Linked DNA regions of Mus musculus: region 1 is linked to region 2. A link is a loop called in an ENCODE intact Hi-C map of the cell type or tissue named here. Cell type or tissue: left cerebral cortex. All regions are shown on one strand. Each heading gives the region's core, and the rest is flanking DNA. Links, peaks and the distances in the headings are about the cores only.

What was found. Peaks named below come from ENCODE experiments on the same cell type or tissue, not always from the same donor. Only the 100,000 strongest peaks of a DNase experiment are listed, where the experiment ranks them.
Region 1: it touches region 2 in a loop (4-fold over the local background); 2 of 42 quality-filtered maps call a loop at or near these places.

The regions. Positions count from the first base shown.
Region 1 is chr2:48,865,852-48,870,252 of GRCm38, forward strand. All of the region lies in intron 1 of Acvr2a (activin receptor IIA), which reads left to right. Among named protein-coding and RNA genes, the nearest start is that of Acvr2a, 54 kb to the left of the region's middle. In left cerebral cortex, for the core only: no CTCF peak of the experiment used is centred there; DNase peaks (open chromatin) are centred at 2,571 and 2,838.
Region 2 is chr2:48,000,236-48,004,636 of GRCm38, forward strand. No RefSeq gene overlaps it. Among named protein-coding and RNA genes, the nearest start is that of Gm52576, 170 kb to the left of the region's middle. In left cerebral cortex, for the core only: a CTCF peak has its summit at 1,735 (motif pointing right); DNase peaks (open chromatin) are centred at 1,746 and 2,093.

The sequences.
Region 1 (4,401 bases), core at 145-4,144, 870 kb after region 2:
TTAATCCCAGCACTTGGGAGGCAGAGGCAGGCAGATTTCTGAGTTCGAGGCTAGCCTGGTCTACAGAGTGAATTCCAGGACAGCCAGGGCTACACAGAGAAACCCTGTCTCAAAAAAAGTATAATGTCCTTGCTGGGCTTCGCTTAGACCCTCTTTATGATGTTGAAGAAGTTCTTTTTTTAATTCCAAGTATGCTGTTGTTGTTAATTATAAATGGGTGTTAAATTTTATCTGATGTTTCTTCTGTGTTGGTTTATGTGCTTATATTAATTTTCACTAGACTGCAGTGACTAAGTTTGAATGCTGAACTAGCCTTGCATAGCTGAAGTAAGATGTGGTGTCTTAGTTTTCATTTTTTTAAATACATTATTAGATTGTGTTTGCTAACATTTTGTTAAGAACTTAACATCCAAGTTAGTGGCCTGTTTTTCCTCTGCTGTTACTTTATATAAGTGTGGTACAATTTCACAGTCATATTGAAATTAATTAGTTGATTGAAATGAGTTTTTACTTTCAAATGAATAAGGAAGTATTGTTTTTAATCCAGAAGTGATTGTGTATAAAACTAGCATTGTTATATTATTTTAATATTTGGTGCCAAAAACCAAATTACATGAAAGGCAATCTTTTAGGTGAAATTTCTTTTCTTTATATGGAAAAGTGTTTTTGATTTGATTGTCTTGGGTGTTTTTTTTTTTTTTTTTGTTCTACCAAATTTCAAATCCTTTTTATAGCTTGTTTTAATTTTTTTCCTAGTGGTAAGAAAACGAAGCAGTTAATGCTAGTTATCAGTGCAAGTACTTTACATGAAATGGTGCATAAGCTACTGAGATGCTTGATTGTGATTAGAGTTTCTGATTTTCTACAGTTGGACTTGAATTATGGATCTAGAGAAAAATGTGGACACTGAATTAGCCTGCTTAATTTATTGATGTGGAAAGAGGTAGTGAAGGATTTGTTTGCTTGTTCAAGGTTAGATATGAGGTTGTAGGTTTAGTCCAGAAACTTTAAGCTAGGAAGGATTATTAGGTCTTCCATGAGGGGGAAAAAAACAAAACACATAGATATATAAATATGTAGTATGCGTATGTGTGTGCATGTGTGTGGTTAAGTTACTGCCTCTTTTCCAGATACAGAAAATGACACCAAGAATGCATGAAACAGCATGCAAGAGTGTGCCTTGCATGCACACTTTTATGCCTAATTGTTTCTTTAAAAAATGGCAGCTTGGACTATTTGGAATTATTTTGGTAGAATAAATTTAGGGAGAGAGGCTTAACATTTCAGAAACCATTAGATTAGAATGTACCATCTGAACAATAGTATCCTAGTATAGAACTTTTTGAAATCACAATGTGAACATTAAGACTTTAAAAAAATAGATACATTTAGTATGTTTTCATAAGTATCATGCTATTTTATTTATTGTTTTGGTAGGGAATGTATGGGACAGAGGCTAGTTACCCAACTAGCTTCAGAAGAAGGGAGGAAGATTGTCAGATGTTTTCTTATAAGCAATTTTCTTTACCTATGGAGGAAAAAATGATGGTCTGGATCTAGGAAATCATCCTGAGAATGGGTTTAACATTAAAAGATAAATGTTAGAAGTTTTTTTCACAGTGATTAAAGTGACGATTTGTTTGTCTTTTGTCTACAAACATAATACTGATGTTTCCCCTTCCTTGTCATCCCTATGTGCTACAAAATTTTCTTCAGACTCTCAGTAGAATACTTCAAAAAGCTACTGTTCATTGACTGGAAACCAAAAGTGCTGCCCATTTGGTACTTTGTCTACAAGCAGTGTTCGTTTGTTTTGGTCATAATTTAGTTAAGATATTCCTGTGCTTCAATGAACTCCTCTTTTGAAAATTGAAAATAGCCATGCAATACTTTTTTATTACTTTTATTTTTCTACAGTCATTACCCTCCTCCAGGTCTGCCCTTCCACAGTTCCTCATCCCATTCGTCCTCCCCACTGTCTCCAAGAGGATCCCTGGCCCTGCTCCCCAACCCCCAGGCTTGCATATTCCCATTCATTCTGCTGGCCCCCAGGGCTTTTCTCCTGCTCCCCCCTCCAATACCTGATCATGTTCCCCTTTTTCCCTCCCTTCCCCTCACCCACCCAGGTTCCTCCCTCCCTCTGCCTCCCATGATTGCTTTCTTCTGCCTCCCATGATTGCTTTCTTCTGCCTCCCATGAGTTAAGTGGAGAGGAAAGCACACAAAACACCCATCTAACAAATCAAACAAAGGCAGGTCAGCCAGTCTCTTGGCAATGCTTTAAGAGGGAGTTGCTGCTCACACAACCTGTGGGCCAGATGCATCCCAGAATGAATTTCTTTATTTAAGTGTTTGGAAAAAATATCAAGGATAATAGTTTGTGAGATGTTAAAAATGACAAAAAGTTTAGTTTTTCATCTGCATAAATAAAGTTTTATTGGAATACAAACTCTGTTCATTCATTTAGTGTCTATGGATACTTTCGTACTTCCCAAGCAGAGTAGTTGCTTGTGCAGACCATATGGCCTGCACAGCCTAAAATACATACTGTCTGGACCTTTACAGAACGCTTGCCATCCCTGTTTTAAGATAAGAGTGTGGGCAGTACATGCTTTTAGAATTTTTAGTACAAGAGAAACTTGGTTTGCTCGTGTTTTGAAGAAGTTTCTGAAAAGAAATAACTTAGAAAATGTTGCTGATGTGTCCAGATAAATAGTAGTAGCAGACCTTCTCTAGAATACAGATGCCATAGCTATCATATAGTTTGCACTATGTCATTTCATGACAGCATTTCTGCACATAGACACTACAAACTCATAATTACATCTCTGTTAGTACATTCTGTTAGTACATTGTAGAACAGCTGTTCCCAAGACTTACTTAGGTTCTTAGAGTTAAGAAACTTGTGTTAGTTTGTTGTTGCTAGGACAACATACCAGCCGTCAATGACTTAAAAGATTTATGCTGCTGGATCCCTGTTTTCTTGTCTCAGACACTTGTTGGTTGGTTTCATTGCTGTGGACCTTAGTATAGACGTGAACCTTATGAATGGGACTGTGCAGTCTAGCCACACAGTTCATGGCAGACAAGAAGCAGAGTGAGAGAAGAGCTGGGGAGAAGGGGTTGTGTCCCAAGTGACCTATTTCACTAGGCCCCCAGGGATCTTGTAAAATACCACACTGTAGGGCACTAACATGGGATTAACTCATTGGTTGTATCAGAGACCTCAGTGTCTAGTCACCTCCCAATAATGCCACATCTGGGGACCAAATCTTCAACACATGAGCCTTTTGGGCAGATATTTCCTGGCCATAGCACAACTACTCTGAGAGTTTTTTTTCTTTTAAATGCAGATTGTATGTTTTCCATGTTAGAAATGAGGACATTTTCAAATGGCAGTTTGTTAAATGGCAGGTGTCCATTCTACATTAGTAAAAGAAATCTTTATGAAAAATATTTTCTGAATCAAAAAGAAATGTGATGTTTTTGTAACTTTCATGATCTTTAGGTAGAAAACAATAGGATTCCTTATCTATCTTTTTTTTATTTAGCTACCAATATATGTTACTTTGATTGTTGTATTATTTTGGTCTATCCATACACAATTAACTAGTTAGAAAAGAGAAAATATTTTAATAATTTATTTAGAGACTTACATCTTTTATATGATACCAAAATTCACAAAGTAGCCTCATTTTAAAAAAAAAAAATCAGTTGATCCTTCTCAGCTTGAGTGTTTTTTTACACATGAATGCTTTGTAACATTACATTAATTCTTTTATAAAATAATGATTCTCTGAATTATGTGGATCTTCTGGTTATTGGCTCATTTCATTATTCAGAATTTAAAGGCTACTTTTGTTACTATTACCACTGATACCATTGTCACATGTTATCCTAATGCTAGTAGTTGCAAATCTTTCCTCACAAATCCTGTTTTTACCAACAGATTCCAATTTTACCACTGGCAATGCATATTAATATAAATTGCTTTACTGGAGTTAACAGACTCACTTTTGAGAGCATGTCTGCCAGATTTGAAAGTCTCCATGGCCCTGGTTTGTTTAGTCTACAAAGTTGAAGGTGCTACAGCCAAACTATACAGAGAATTGTGTTTTCTTAGGTTGCATTATGTCACACAAAATATTAAAAAGGAGGTCTAACCATGGAAGGGTTGAAAGGTAATAAAATTAACAATTTTTGCTACTTTTTGTATGTTTAAATGAAACTGACATTTTCAAGAGAAATTTTGTGATATATGTAGGCAATTTAGATTACTGTGGTTATTTTTATGCCTAAAGCATGGCCATTCAAATGCAAAGTTGCAGCATTAGGGAATAGAGCTTTGGACATTGCAAGAGTACCTTAAGTAGCTTCCTGCTTCAGATCCTTGACCTTAGGA
Region 2 (4,401 bases), core at 193-4,192:
AGGATATTTTCATCTACAAGCTGCCAACAAACCAGGCTGCCATCTAAACGTACTATTTACAAGGTGTTTGGATCAGAAAGCCACTGTCTCAAGACTAAGGAATAAAATCTTTGAAGTCTCTCTGAGCCTAATGGAGAAACACCTTCTGGCCAGGAGCTAAATGTTTAGAAACAATTGAAAATAGATCCATTATCATTAGGATAAAACTAACCTGTGCACACATATTAAAGCATAAGAGCACCTCCTCAAGCACACACACACACACACATACGCACACACACACACACACACACACATGAATAATTGGTCCCTAATTGATGAGACTCTTTGGTAAGGATTTGGAGATGTGACCTTGTTAGAGGAAGGGTGCCTCTAGGGAGGGATTTGAGGTTTCAAAAGCCCAGGCCATCTCTAATTCATCCTCTCTCTCTCTCTCTCTCTCTCTCTCTCTCTCTCTCTCTCTCTCTCTCTCTCTCTCTCCTGCCTTCTATTTGCATATAAGTATATGAGATTCCTGTCCCCTTTTTTGGTCTCTTTTCTTTCCATTTCTTGTTTGTTTGTTTATTTGTTTGCTCTTCTTCTACTCCTATGTGTTAGTTTTTGTTGTATCTTAATTTATATTTACTATATTATATTATTTATAATCTCTAAATCATATTTGGTTTCTAATCAGAAACAGAAAGAGTGTTGATCCAGGTATATGTGGAGGTATGGAGGAACTGGTAGGCGTAGAGAAAGGAAAAACTATAATCAGGATATATTATATTAAAAAATTTTAATTTTCAACAAAAGGAAAATCCAAATAAATAAAACACTTAAACTTAGCTATTTCTTCAGCACCATGACTGCCTGCCATGCTGCCTGCCTGCTGCCTGCCTGCCTGCTGCCTGTAATGCTCCCTGACAGGATGGTCATGGACTCAACCTTTGAAACTATTAAGACCAATAAACTTTATTTTATAAGTTGCTTTGGTCATGTGTTTTTGTCTTAGCAACTAAAAAAATAACTAAGGTGGTATCCGTAACGCAGTGATTCTAGAACTAACATTTCCTGGTGCTCGCTGTGTTTCTCTGGATTAGTAAAAAGTGGTAATGACTATACTTAGCTCTTAGACCAAGGTGACGTATGCTGAACAACGGTTTAAAAAGTATAAGTCGACATAAGAAAATAGCCTTCTGGACCTTGTAGAACATTCTCAGGAGACAGTTCCCTGTATTGACTCTAGACAGGGAGTGTGATTCTCTTTGTTAATAGCCCCAACATTACCACAGCAGTTAATTTAAATTGCTTCTCTTTCATTTAAATTTCCTGAAGTTAAAATTCTAGGGGCAGATTCTAACATCAAATTCAGTTTTTGAAAAAGAGAAATACCTTTAAAATTAAATGACATTGTACTTAAAATATAGATGAGACAAAAATCACAAAATTAACATGCCAATAAATTAGTATTTAAAAATAAATAAATAAAGACTGGAATATTCCAATTCTTTGTTTGGCAAATAATGTTTTTTAGAGCCATTGTTCGCTGCTGTGAATAGATATATTGTGTTTTAATTCATTTGCTTTGTAAAATCATAAGACTCTGGGCATGTTTGAATTCACTATAAAACAGCCAATTCCCCAAGCCATTACATTTAGAGACTGTTATTTGATCCAGCTTTCATCCCTTCTACATTGATCTGTGTGGAAGAGCCTGAAGCTTTTGTCTTCCAAAGCCGATTGTAGTTTGCATTGTTTCCATTAGATGGCGCAGGAGATATTTTTAAGCACTCAACAAACAGGAACCTGTGAGATCTCTGTACTTGATCAACTACTATGTAAACATCAGCAATTCAAGCACCTTTGTAGAAGGAATCTGATTCAAAGTGTTTCCAGGGAGGAGTTATTTTATGACTTGTGAACCATCGTTCTTAAATGCACCAATAAGGTGACGCCACATCGCTGGCAATTGAACTCAGTTGTCTCTTGGTTTACAGCCTGATTTCTTTTCAAACCTGGAGAAAATAAACAGTTACAGCAAGTGTTGCAAAACATGTGGGAGGGGCACATTTACAATGAGGAACCGGGCTCGAAGCTAAAGCCCAAACTATATTAATCACACAGTTCTAAACTCTTCCCAGCTGTGCGTAATCACCAGCACTTGTTTGCAGTCCATACGTAGCTATTTTTGGCATTGCTCTCCCAGTCTTTCTACTCACACCGACACTTTTTTTCTTTGACTAATTGAGGGTAATATGTTTTTTAATACTTTGACGAAATGTAAACCTTGTCATGTCTAACTGGCAATGTTCCATGTGCCCATCCTTCTGATCATACATGTATGCATGCCTGCTTTTAGGGCTCCCTATGAGAATTGTATGGCTTTGGGCCTGTTCTGCTATTGTTAACCTTAAGTGTCTAATTTCCGTTTTCCTCTTCTGTAGTAACCTAAACATTGATGACTTCAGTCCAAGCCCCACTTGGAAAACTGTACCTGAGGTAAGCATCAGGCCATGTGGCTTTGCTCACAAGCAGACTGCTTCAAGTATTTCTCCAGCAAATGATGCCATAAGTGAAATGAAAGGGAAGGCAGAGGGGCTAGATTGTGAGTCCTATCTGTCTCCTTTAATGTGATCTATCAGTGATGAAGAGTGAGAGTGGAACTGTTATTTATATGCCACCCCATTACAACAGAAGTGGATGTTTCTAACATGAATCTAGGACTCGAGGTAAAACACCTTGAAGAACAGTCCTGTAAACAGAGTCTTCCTTCAGAGGATGTCGTGGATTCAAAACCGGGCAGAAGTGGTGAATGCCTGTAATCCCAGCACTCGGGAGGCTGAGGCAGGCAGATTTCTGAGTTCGAGGCCAGCCTGGTCTACAGAGTAAGTTCCAGGACAGTCAGGGCAATACAGAGAAACCCTGTCTTGAAAAACTTAAAAGAAAGAAAGAAAGAAAGAAAGAAAGAAAGAAAGAAAGAAAGAAAGAAAGAAAGAAAGAAAGAAAGAAAGAAACCAGAGTTTTGGTGGCTGTTTATGGGATGGATCCCCAGGTGCATCAGTCTCTGGATGGTTCTTCCTTCCAACACAGCTCCAAACTTTGTCTCTGTAACTCCTTCCATGGGTGTTTTGTTCCCCATTCTAAGGAGGAACAAAGTATCCACACTTTGGTTTTCCCTCTTCTTGAGTTTCATGTGTTTTGCAAATTGGATCTTGGGTATTCTAAGTTTCTGGGCTAATATCCACTTATCAGTGAGTACAAATCATGTGAGTTCTTTTGTGATTGGGTTACCTCACTCAGGATGATATCCTCCAGATCCATCCATCCATTTGCCTAAGAATTTCATAAATTTATTGTTTTTAATAGCTGAGTAGTACTCCATTGTGTAAATGTACCACATTTTCTGTATCCATTCCTCTGTTAAGGGACATCTGGGTTTTTTTCCAGCAGACACCGTTGCATATACCAGCAAGATTTTGCTGACAGGACCCTGATATAACTATTTCTTGTAAGGCTATACCAGTGCCTGGCAAATACAGAAGTGGATGCTCACAGTCATCTATTGAATGGAATACAGGGCCCCCAATAGAGGAGCTAGAGAAAGTAACCAAGGAACTAAAGGGGTCTGCAACCCTATAGGAGGAACAACAGTATGAACTAACCAGTACCCCCAGAGCTCGTGTCTCTAGATGCATACGTAGCAGAAGATGGCCTAGTCAGCCATCATTAGGAGGAGAGGCCCTTGGTCTTGTGAAGATCATATGCCCCAGTACAGGGGAATGCCAGGGTCAGGAAGCAGGAGTGGGTAGGTTGGGGAGCAGGGCAGAGGGAGGGTATAGGGGACTTTTGGGATAGCATTTGAAATATAAATGAAGAAAATATCTAATTTTTAAAAAAAAGAAAGAAAGAAACAAGGGGATTGGAAGGTGAGCTCAGGTGGCTTGCTTAACTTGCTAATGAATTGGAAAAGCATGAGCAGTGAACTCTGTGAGGTTTTTATTAAGTGTAAACCTGTGTCTATCAGAAGTCTTTCATGGTAATCCCAATGGCAGATTTCACTTCGCACAATTAACATGGCTTATCAGCTCAAAGAGAGCCAACTGTAACACAAAAAGAAACAAAACCAGCATAAAGAAGGCAATTGTAAAATGTGAGGTTGACTGTGCTGTGGTGGTTTTACACAGGACTCAGGATGGGTTTGGCATGGAGCAGCTGAGTCATCATGTGTGAACTCACACGTAAACCATGGTGACAAGCTTTAGTTGTCCTTGAACTTCATGGCAGAATCGTCTTCTTTGGGTTACCTTACTTGTAGAAATCAGGTACATTGCAAGACAAAGTTATTTCTTCTATATATGACCCAAGGAACCAATCTGGGAGTCAATGACAATGGTGTGTTTTGCCTTTTATATTAAAGTATTT